Linked DNA regions of Homo sapiens: region 1 is linked to region 2. A link is an interaction called in ENCODE POLR2A ChIA-PET data of the cell type or tissue named here. Cell type or tissue: endothelial cell of umbilical vein. All regions are shown on one strand. Each heading gives the region's core, and the rest is flanking DNA. Links, peaks and the distances in the headings are about the cores only. Region 1 holds the start of DMRT1 (doublesex and mab-3 related transcription factor 1). Region 2 overlaps DMRT1 (doublesex and mab-3 related transcription factor 1).

The links. Peaks named below come from ENCODE experiments on the same cell type or tissue, not always from the same donor. Only the 100,000 strongest peaks of a DNase experiment are listed, where the experiment ranks them.
Region 1: POLR2A ChIA-PET joins it to region 2 with 11 read pairs; 2 of 35 experiments call an interaction of 5 or more read pairs at or near these places.

Annotation. Positions count from the first base shown.
Region 1 is chr9:838,158-843,528 of GRCh38, forward strand. DMRT1 (doublesex and mab-3 related transcription factor 1) reads left to right here and starts at 3,540. Exons shown (of 5, transcript NM_021951.3): 1 at 3,540-4,035. The coding sequence starts at 3,682. In endothelial cell of umbilical vein, for the core only: no CTCF peak of the experiment used is centred there; no DNase peak of the experiment used is centred there; H3K27me3 peaks cover 2,827 bases.
Region 2 is chr9:912,406-917,776 of GRCh38, forward strand. DMRT1 (doublesex and mab-3 related transcription factor 1) reads left to right here. Exons shown (of 5, transcript NM_021951.3): 4 at 4,358-4,502. Among named protein-coding and RNA genes, the nearest start is that of DMRT3, 62 kb to the right of the region's middle. In endothelial cell of umbilical vein, for the core only: no CTCF peak of the experiment used is centred there; no DNase peak of the experiment used is centred there.

The sequences.
Region 1 (5,371 bases), core at 324-5,323, 74 kb before region 2:
GCAGTGGTACCATCTCGGTTCACTGCAACCTCTGCCTCCAGGGTTCAAACGATTCTCTAGCCTCAGCCTCCCAAGTAGCTGGAATTACAGGCACCCACCACCCTGCCCAGCTAATTTTTGTATTTTAGTAGAGACAGGGTTTCATCATGTTGGCCAGGCTGGTCTCAAACTCCTGACCTCAAGTGATCTGCCTGCCTCGGCCTCCCAAAGTGCTGGGATTACAGGCATGAGCCACTGCGCCCAGACTTTTTTTTTTTCTTGAGAAGGAGTCTCCCTCTCTTGCCCAGATTAGAGTGCAATGGCGCAATCTCAGCTCACTGCAAGCTCTGCCTCCCAGGTTTTAAGAGATTCTCCTACTTCAGCCTCCCGAGTAGCTGAGATTACAGGCACGCGCCACCAAGCCCGGCTAATTTTTGTATTTTTAGTAGAGACAGGGTTTCACCATGTTGGTCAGGCTGGTCTTGAACCCCTGACCTCATGATGCACCTGCCTCCACCTCCCAAAGTGCTGGGATTACAGGTGTGAGCCACCGCGCCTGGCCACTTTTTTTTTTTTTTTGGAGGTGGAGTTTTGCTTTTTTTTTGCCCAGGCTGGAGTGCAATGGCACGATGTTGACTCACTGCAACCTCCGCCTCCCGGGTTCAAGTGATTATCCTGCCTCAGCCTCCCGAGTAGCTGGGATTACAGGTGTGTGCCACCATGCCTGGCTAATTTTGCATTTTTAGTAGAGAAGGGGTTTCACCCTGTTGACCAGGCTGGTCTCGAACTCCTGACCTCAGGTGGTCTGCCCGCCTCGGCCTCCCAAAGTGCTGAGATTATAGGCGTGAGCCACTGTGCAGGGCCCGTCTCTATTTTTGGTGGTCTCCTGTCTGGTACCTCTTCTGTGGTTTGTGAATAAATTTACTAGGCTATTAACTTCATCACAACATTTTATGTTATAATACCTTGGTCACAGAGATTCCTAGCCCCGAATTTTCTGTGGGCTTAAATTCCTCCTTCACAGATTCCAGTAATAGGATGCTTATAAAGAACCTATATTCCCCTGTAATTTGGGATTTGACAGCTGTTTCCTCCTGCATCTACTTCACTCTCTAGAACTGGACAGGACCTTGGGAATGATTCAGCTCCAGTTTATATATTAAAATACAAATATGGGTCAGGCACGGTGGCTCACACCTATAAATCTCAGTGCTGTGGGAGGTGGAAGGAGGAGAATCACTTGAGGCCAGGAGTTTGAGACCAGCCTGAGTAACATAGTAAGCCCCTGTCTCCACAAAATTTTTAAAAATTGGGGCCAGGCTTGGTGGCTCACGCCTGTAGTCCCAGGACTTTGGGAGGCCGAGGCGGGTGGATCACGAGGTCAGGAGATCGAGACCATCCCGGCTAACATGTTGAAACCCGGTCTCTACTAAAAGTACAAACAATTAGCCGGGCATGGTGGCAGGCGCCTGTAGTCTCAGCTACTTGGGAGGCTGAGGCAGGAGAATGGCGTGAACCCGGTAGGCGGAGCTTGCAGTGAGCTGAGATCGCGCCACTGCACTCCAGCCTGGGTGACAGTGCGAGACTCCATTTCAAAAAAAAAAAAAAATTTGGCGTGGTAGCACATGCTTCTAGTCCCAGCTACTTGGAAGGCTGAGGCAGGAGGATCCCTTTAGCCCAGAAACTGGAGGCTACAGTGAGCTATGACTGTGCCACTGCACTCTAGCCCAGGCAACAGAGCAAGACTCTATCTCTAAAAATTAAATAAATAAAATATAAATCTGGAAAAAGAACATAAATATTGGATAACAGCAATTGACATGCGTGTTTTAATGGAAGATTGTTTTAATGGAAGATTTAAGTGGTTATCATTTATAAGTTTCCAGGATGGAATAGATTGTTGCATCCTAGCTCCTGTCAGGAGTAGAGCTTCACTGGTTTCACAGGTAGGGTATGAGGTGCTGTGTAAAGCTAGAAGCTTCTTTTGGAAGTAATTTTCAGACAGAGAATACTAATGGAGAAATTTCAGACTGAGGGAAAGGGCCTGTGAGAGAGGCCTCAGAATTAGAGCTCCAAAGGCAGATTCGAGGATTTCAGAACTCAGTGCTGAAAACACCAAACTGCTGAAAGAGGTGGCCACAGTACAACCATTTTGATGAGAAGTTGAACAGGGTGACCATGCCTCTTTGGAGAAATAATCCCCTAGGTCTGGAGGCGGCCCAGGATCCTGAAGGTGAGTACCAGTGCTGGTGGAAAATAAGGAGCATTCAAAGTGCATTAAGAGCCACTCCGGGGTCTTTAACTTGTTAACATGGAAAACAATAGCAAAGTACTGCTGGGGCCCCCTGCTGTGTGTATAGAATATACCGGAAGACTAAGACATGGAGATAGCAGCTGGGAGCTACCGCAGAGATTCAGACTTGAGGTGAAGGGCTGGCCTTAGGGGGGCACGTGGGTGTGTAGGAAGAACTGCTCAGCAGGCCTTAGGGATACATTTGTTGTGCAGGTGCAGAGAGGACACAGGCATGGCTGGGGCGGGAGTTCAGGATGAGAACCCTGGGACAGGCTGTAAGATGATCGAGCCAGGGGTGTGTGTGTGTGTGTGTGTGTGTGTGTGTGTGTGTGTGTGTGTAGAGGTATAATGACATACTGTAAAATGCAAGATATGAAGTGTAGAATGAGTTTTGATACATTTCTACATCTGTGTAACCACCCCCCACAACCTCAGTTTTTTTTAATACATATGTTTCTTTTTAAGTTTGAGTTTCCCGTGCCTGCAGAGTCTAAGTTTAAACAGCCTCACAGACAAGAAGCTATATGCACCTGAAGTGAACGGGAACACGGGCTGCAACAGTAGATCGTAAAGTTATTTGGAGCGAAGGAGGTAGAAGTGTTGTGAGCAAATGAAGACAGGTGCAGGAAGGGATAAACGGAGAACAGAAAGTTCCAACCTTTGAGATTTTTGAAGTGCTTGTGCCCCAACACTGAGGATCTTCTTTGCCGTATATAGGGCAACTCTGATTTACCCTATAAATTTCTCAGGCCTTCCACCTCATATTTAATTCTCTTAAGCGAGAAAAAAAATTTTTTTCTGACTTGGCTGCTGCCAAGGTCGGCTCTATCAAATCTGGTGCGTCTCTCTGGGGGAAAGGGAGCTAGAAGACCCCATAGGGTGGTTTGCACCTCCTCTAAGCATGCAAGCACGGCTCTGGTCTTGACCTGGGGAGCCCAGCTTCCTCGGTGCACCGTGCTTTGGCAACCGGGTCTTGGCGCCTCCGAGAGCGGGGCGAGGGGTGCCACGCGATTCCCAGGCCGCTCTGTATCTCTCGGTGCGCTTGCAGGGACCCTGCAGCAAAGCCCTGGATGCTTGCAGCCGGTGCAAGTTTGCAAGCAGCTGGAGAGCGGTGGCTGGAGTCGGGGGGCGGTGGGCGTGGCCACGCTCCCTCCCAGGCAGTCCCGGGAATGTTCTGAAAAGTATCCGAAAGTTCTGAGTCGCGCGCGCGCCAAAAGAAAAGGCACAACCCCCCACCACTCCGGGCGTGGCGTGCCCAGACCTCGCCACTCCAGCTGCGCCTCCGGCTGCAGCGCACACGTCTCCTGCGCCTCCTCCTCCGGAGCGTCGCTGTCCGTCGGGTTCATCCCTCGCAGCAGTCTCCAGGCGAGAGAGGGGGCCAGAGTGCTCGCACTTCTCCTAGGGGCACCATGCCCAACGACGAGGCATTCAGCAAGCCCTCTACACCGTCGGAAGCCCCTCACGCCCCCGGGGTACCGCCGCAGGGCAGAGCCGGGGGCTTTGGCAAAGCGTCTGGGGCGCTAGTGGGGGCGGCCAGCGGCTCGAGCGCCGGGGGCAGCAGCAGAGGAGGCGGCTCCGGCTCCGGGGCGTCGGACCTGGGTGCCGGGAGCAAGAAGTCCCCGCGGCTGCCCAAGTGCGCACGCTGCAGGAACCACGGCTACGCCTCGCCGCTCAAGGGCCACAAGCGCTTCTGCATGTGGCGCGACTGCCAGTGCAAGAAGTGCAACCTGATCGCCGAGAGGCAGCGCGTGATGGCCGCGCAGGTGGGTGCGGGCGTGCGGGAGCCCGGGTTCAGCCTTAGTTTTTTTTTTTTTTTTTTTTTTTAGATGGAGTCTCGCTCGGTTGCCCAGGCTGCAGTGTAGTGGCGCGATCTTGGCTCACTGCAACCTCCGCTTCCCGGGTTCAAGCAATTCTCCTGCCTCAGCCTCCCAAGTAGCTGGGACTACAGGCGCACACCACCATGCCCGGCTAATTTTTGTATTTTTAGTAGAGACGGGGGTTTCACCATATTGGTCAGGCCGGTCTCGAGCTCCTGACCTCAGGTGATCCACCCGCCTCGGCCTCCCAAAGTGCTGGGATTACAGGCGTGGGCCACCGCTCCCGGCGGGGCCCGAGTTTCTTGAATGAAGTCCCCCCAGCATGGCCGTTGCCATGCGGGTCCTGGGTTGTGGAGAGATGCGGCGGTACTTGCCGACAGCGGCGGCGCTTGGGGTCCTGGGCTCCCGGCCACGCTACATCGCCGGTCTGGGAGCGCCGGAGACGCGTCTGATCCCGCCCGCCGGGCAGAGTTGCGGGCTTCGCTCGGCTCGGGGTTCCCCACGATCTCTCACCCTGTGTTTCGGCGGAGTTGCGGGGGTTCCCTCTGCTCCCGGGTCCCTGAGATCCCTGATCCCGCTCTCAGGGCAGGGAATTCCGGGGTTCGCCCCTCTGGGCTTCCCCGCGATCCCAGAGCCCGCGTTCCAACAGAATTGGGAGGGTTTATTGCGCTAGAGGAGTCTTCAGGATCTTCGCTCCCGCCCTCCGAGGTGAGGCTAGAGGGGAGGGTTCGACTCCAAGGGAATCCCAGGGATCTCTAGCCCCGCTCTTCTAGCAGAGAATTAAGGAATTCTCTCCGCTTTGGGGTCCCAAAAATCTCCGACCGCGCCTTGGGAGCAGAGGGTTTCGGGGTTCGATTTCCTCGAGCGTCCCCAGAATCTCTGACTCTCCCTCCTTGCTGAGTTGCACTTAAATTAGAAAGGATCTTGGAGGGCGGCAGCGCTGGCTGCTAGGTTAGCGGGAAAGGGAGGCTCGGCCGGCTGCTGCTTACGCGGGTAACCTGTCGGAAAGCCTTGTTTGTTTTTCTGGAAAAGTCGCTGCAATGGACACAGCGTTGCGCGGTTTCCCTGCGCGCCTGGGGCGCTTTTTGTCTTCGCCCTCCGTGGATGGAGGCTGAGCGCCTCAGCCATTTTGAGAGCTCTGGAAATTTTATTAGCATTTTAAAATTTGCATTCTCGACCGAAGATTAAAGTGCAAATTACTTTGAAGATGTTTTAAAGCACGCTTAAGAATTTTAAAGAATATGCGCAGGTGGAAAAAAGCGCGCCAGGGTTTGAGATTTGG
Region 2 (5,371 bases), core at 130-5,129:
TTATAGCTCAGTGATCTTGGGGATTCATTAAGGATAGTGAATGTTTGAATATAAATAACTAAATTCCTATTTCCTAATAGTTCTTTTTATTTCATGCTTTTGGAAAACATGGAAAAGGAATTAAGGGAATAAATAAGCACACGCATGGATTTGAAATTGTGTTTATTTTCCAGTAAGCGTTAGTTAAAAAAAAGAATTTTACTGTTCATCTTCATCTTTTTGTCAAATAATACATACATTGGGATTGGCAGCGTTAGCCAGTCTATTTGTCAGATTTAGCCTGTTTTAGTTAATATAGGGGATTGTTGGGATCTCGTACTTCCAAGGTATATGGACGATATGTTGGTAATTGTAGAGCACTGGTTCTCAATCTCGGTGTCATATTAGAATTAACTGGGATCTTTGAAAATATCCAGGGCCCAGGCCACATCCCAGAGCAGTTAAACCAGATTTTCTTGAGTGGAGTCCAGGCATCAGTACTGAGTTCCCTTCTCACCTTACTCCAGTGAGAGTGAAGTTTGAGAAGGAACCAGTGCCACTGTTTACAAATAAAGTTTTATTGGAACACAGCCATGCCCATTCATTTTACAAATTGCTAGAGACTGTATGGCTTGCCTAAAATATATATACTGTTTGACATTTACAATAAAAAGTTTGCTGACACCTGCTATAGACTCATGATCAACATTTTTCAAACATTTTGAAAGGAAGGTTTGTGTAAACTTTCATAGTAAAAAAAACATCCAGCATTTTGCAGAGCATTTAGGCCCAAATCCTATCTGTTTTCTTGTACCCTGGCAAAATTGAAAAGCATTTTCCTTGAAGAACTGGCTTGAAGATATTGTCAAACCTGAAGTAGATGTGACAAACTCAGCCCCCAGAGCAGGGAGGCTCCATTATTTATATTACGGCTTATGTCGGCACCTTGCTTCTAATTCAGTGTTCACTACTCAGACTGTGTAATTGACTTAAGGAAGTCTATGGAGACACAAATGGCTTTTCAATTCAAAGTGTGTTTGAGTTTTTACTGCTGCAGCAGTTGTAGATGGCAACAGACCCCTGAAAAAAATCTTTTAGTTCTGGGGAATTTTGTGTATAAAAATAAAAAAAGAATGAAAATTAAAAATTGCTATTTACATAGTTTCACTTTTCCAGTTCAGCTGGAAACTGGATGGTTGTAAGCAACTGGTAATTTTTTTTTTTTTTTAAGCTGGGGCAGTGGCTGACACTTGTAATCTCAGCACTTTGGGATGCCGAGGCGGGCGGATCACTTGAGGCCAGGAATTTGAGACCAGCCTAGGCAACATGGAGAAAACGTCTCTACTAAAAATACAAAAATTAGCCGGACGTGGTGGGGCATGTCTGTAGAGTAGGCTACTCAGGAGGCTGACGCAGGAGAATCGCTTGAAGCCAGGAAGCAGAGGTTGCAGTGAGCCGAGATTGTGCCATTGCACTCCAGCCTGGGCAACAGAGTGAGACTCGGTCTCAAACAATTTTTTTTAAAGGGTTTCCTTTGGTCTTGGGTTCTGAGAGGTACTAAGTATGAGAGGAAGGATCACGTATTCTAGTCCCTGGGCACCAGCAATATCAGCATCTCCAGCCCAGTCTTACCATCAGGACCTGCATTTTAACAGGACCCCCTGGCCATTCATATGCGCATTGAGAGCTGCTGGGAATCATCAAAAGATGCTGCAGTGCTCTAATTGATAACTGGGTGTGTGTAGTAAACAGCTACCATGATTGTCCCTTTTCTCTTAAATGGTTTAGTGGCTTCTTAATGGGCTCTTCTGCTGTGTGGTCTTATTTATTAGGGGTAGCCAGTTTTTCCTTTTTGGCTGTTTTCCGAGTATAGCTTCTTTAACCTTCTATTTAGTAAAGATTTAATGTGGCCAGGCGCGGTGGCTCACGCCTGTAATCCCAGCACTTTGGGAGGCCGAGGCGGGCAGATCACGAGGTCATGAGATCGAGACCATCCTGGCTAACACGGTAAAACCCTGTCTCTTCTAAAAATGCAAAAAATTAGCCAGGCATGGTGGCGGGCGCCTGTAGTCCCAGCTACTCGGGAGGCTGAGGCAGGAGAATGACGTGAACCTGGGAGGCGGAGCTTGCAATGAGCCAATATCATGCCACTGCAGTCCAGCCTGGGCGACAGAGTGGGACTCTGTCTCAAAAAAAAAAAAAAAAAAAAAAAGATTTAATGTAATGGTAGAAAGTGAAAACGGAGTGATTGGCCTAGAAGAGACACCATTTCATATACTTCAGAAAAACAAACTAGAAAGGATAAAGGGGACTTACCCAGGTAAACTTCACTTGAGAGGAAATAATCACCTGTAATGGTATCTTTGCTTCTCCAGAAGAAGTAATCCACTCATGAGAACATAGATTTGAGCTTGAGAGCAGTAGAGATCAAAAATAAATTCCTTGAGCTGCTCAAAGCATCAGGCAGAAATCAGGGACTTAGCTCTTTCTACCAAACAGCACCATAATACCCAAAGTACACTTAAGCCAGTGTTAGTTGGTGAATTGTCCAGAATGTAGATGTTCATAGAAAATCTTGAGGAAGCCCAGTGCCTAATTTTACACTACCAGGCTCTGTCAAGTTAGTGCTATTTTCTTTTTCAAGTACCATTTAAAATACTTGATTGAAAAACATGATTTTGAATTATTTTGGATTATTTTGAAATTACTCATATTTCTGGACAGAATTGGTTTATCTTGAACATTCCCTTAGATCGAATTTTGTTTAAAAGCGAGTACCATCTAAATTTAAGTTTTAAAAGACTGTCATAAATAACTGAAGTCCAGCTCTGTTGTTGCCGTGAAGATGTGATCATGAGTTGAATGCTCGGTGTCTCTAACAGGGTCTAGATGTTCATGGAAGTGGGTCTTACACAATCAGAGTCATCAGGGCCAGGAAAGTGGAAATGGAGGGGGGGCCCTTTCTAAGCCATCAAGTCATATCTTCTTAGCTTTGAATGAGAATCAGGAAGCCACAGGGAATGAACTGCTTCTTATATAAAAGCTATCTCATGGTCCTAAAGGCAGGGTCTGGTTGCCGGAAAAAAATGAATGACTGCTGTGCTCACATGCAGCTGCCACTGGAGGGGCGCTTGTGCCTCCTTACTGCCTTCCGAGTTTTGCTCTGCCCCATGTGTCCAGTTAGCAGAAGCCAAATCACCTCCAGAATTCAGATCTCAGACTCCTGTTCTTGCTGCAGGGAACAGACACCGACTAACAGGATCCAGCATGGCATTGTGCTAATGTCCACAGCTTCCCATTACACATGGTTTGCATGTTGTTTTACAGTATTTATTTATTTGTTTTTTTTAATATATATATATTTTTTAGACAGAGTCTCGCTCTGTCGCCCAGGCTGGAGTGCAGTGGCGCGATCTCGGCTCAGTACAAGCTCTGCCTCCCGGGTTCACGCCATTCTCCTGCCTCAGCCTCCCAAGTAGCTGGGACCACAGGTGCCCGCCACCACGTCTGGCTAATTTTCTTGTATTTTTAGGAGAGATGGGGTTTCATTGTGTTAGCCAGGATGATCTCGATTTCCTGACCTTGTGATCTGCCCATCTTGGCCTCCCAAAGTGCTGGGATTACAGACGTGAGCCACTGCGTCCAGCCTATAGTCATTTTAAATACTCTCCTTATATGAACACTGTAAGGTAACCAAGATAAAATTCCAGTTTTGCACATGAAGAAACATGGGAAGAGGTCTGATAACTTGCGCCCGTTCAAACAAATTTGTTAGTGTTACAGCAGATTGTGTTGTCCCCTCTCCACCACCCTGTTCTCTTTTGTACTGGTTAATCGAGCACCAAATGAACAGAAGGAATTTCAGGGGTGCTTTAGAGGGGACCTTAAGATAGAAAGGGCACCATCATAGTTCTAGGCCCAGTACATTGGAAGAGCATATTCATGGCTGAGGCCACTTCCAACTTAGATAGGCTATTCCCTTAATTTGCTTTTTTTTTTTGAGACAGGGTCTTTCTCTGTTGCCCAGGCTGGAGTGCAGTAGTGCAAGCAGCCACGGCTCACTACAGCCTCAAACTCCTGGGTTCAAGTGATCTTCCTACCTCAGCCTCCTGAGTAGCTGAGATCTCACTCGTGCACTATCACACCCAAACAATTTTTTGATTTTTATGTAGAAAAGAGGTTTCACTGTGTTGCCCTGGCTGGTCTTGAACTCCTGGGCTCAAGCGATCCTCCCGCCCTGGCCTCCCAAGGTGTCGGGAACATAGGCATGAGCCACTGTGCCCAGCCTGTTACCTTGTTTTAAAGAACTAGATAATTATTGTACTAGTTGTGACATGCAATGTTGATCTCAGTATATTTCTTCTTTTTTCTTAAGCAGATGAAGAACATGGAGAACCGCCATGCAATGAGCTCCCAGTACAGGATGCATTCTTACTACCCGCCTCCCTCTTACCTGGGCCAGAGCGTGCCCCAGTTCTTCACTTTTGAGGATGCTCCCTCTTACCCGGAAGCCAGGGCGAGCGGTAGGTGTCTGGTCACACAGACTGGATTTGGGGTTGAGAGAGGATGGCTATCCAGTATTGGGTCATTAGCTGTGTCTAATGGCTTAGCTGTTAGTAATTGTTGGAAATTTTATTGCTGTGTGAAGCTTGGATAAGTATCCTTTAAAGAATTTAGTTATAAAATGACTTTGCTATGCTTGATTCTTAATATCATGTTTTTTTTCCTTTCTGGATTCCTAGAGTGACAGGAGTAAGATGAGAGACTCTCCCTTGGAAGCTAAAAATGTATTTTATGGAGGATCAATATGAAATACAGGGGCACTTTAAATGTGGTTCAAGACCTGGTATTTTTTGTGAAGTGAGTTTCTGTGCATTGAAAACTCCTTTCCCAAAGACTTTCATTTTAAAATTGAAGGCGTATTCATCTTTTTGGCGAAAACAACATAATAAAACATTTTTGAATACAATAGATCTCAGAGTTTATGCAGTAGCAATGCAAATAACTCTGATATAATGGCTTTGAAATAAAAAATGACTGTTTAATGAATCAAAGCACTTTGAAATACATAGTAACTCGACTTCAATTTTAACATCCCCCAGCATTTTCACTGTGGTGAGAGGCAGGTCTTTACAGCTGCTGCGTTTCCAGATCCCGTGTTTAAGTTCTTTATAGTTAAGCATCCTCTTTTGATGTAGGAAAGTGAGAAACATACACAATAGGCAGTAAGTGGAAATCAGGGCAGTAGAGGGTGTCTTGGAAGAGAAACCAATCTAGAAGAATTTACTCTGTGCTAAATAAAAGGATATGTTCATTTTCTAAGTAACTTGACTCTTTAGAGAACTTAGAGAATGAGAATCAGAACCATGCTTTGATTTCCAAATTCAGAACC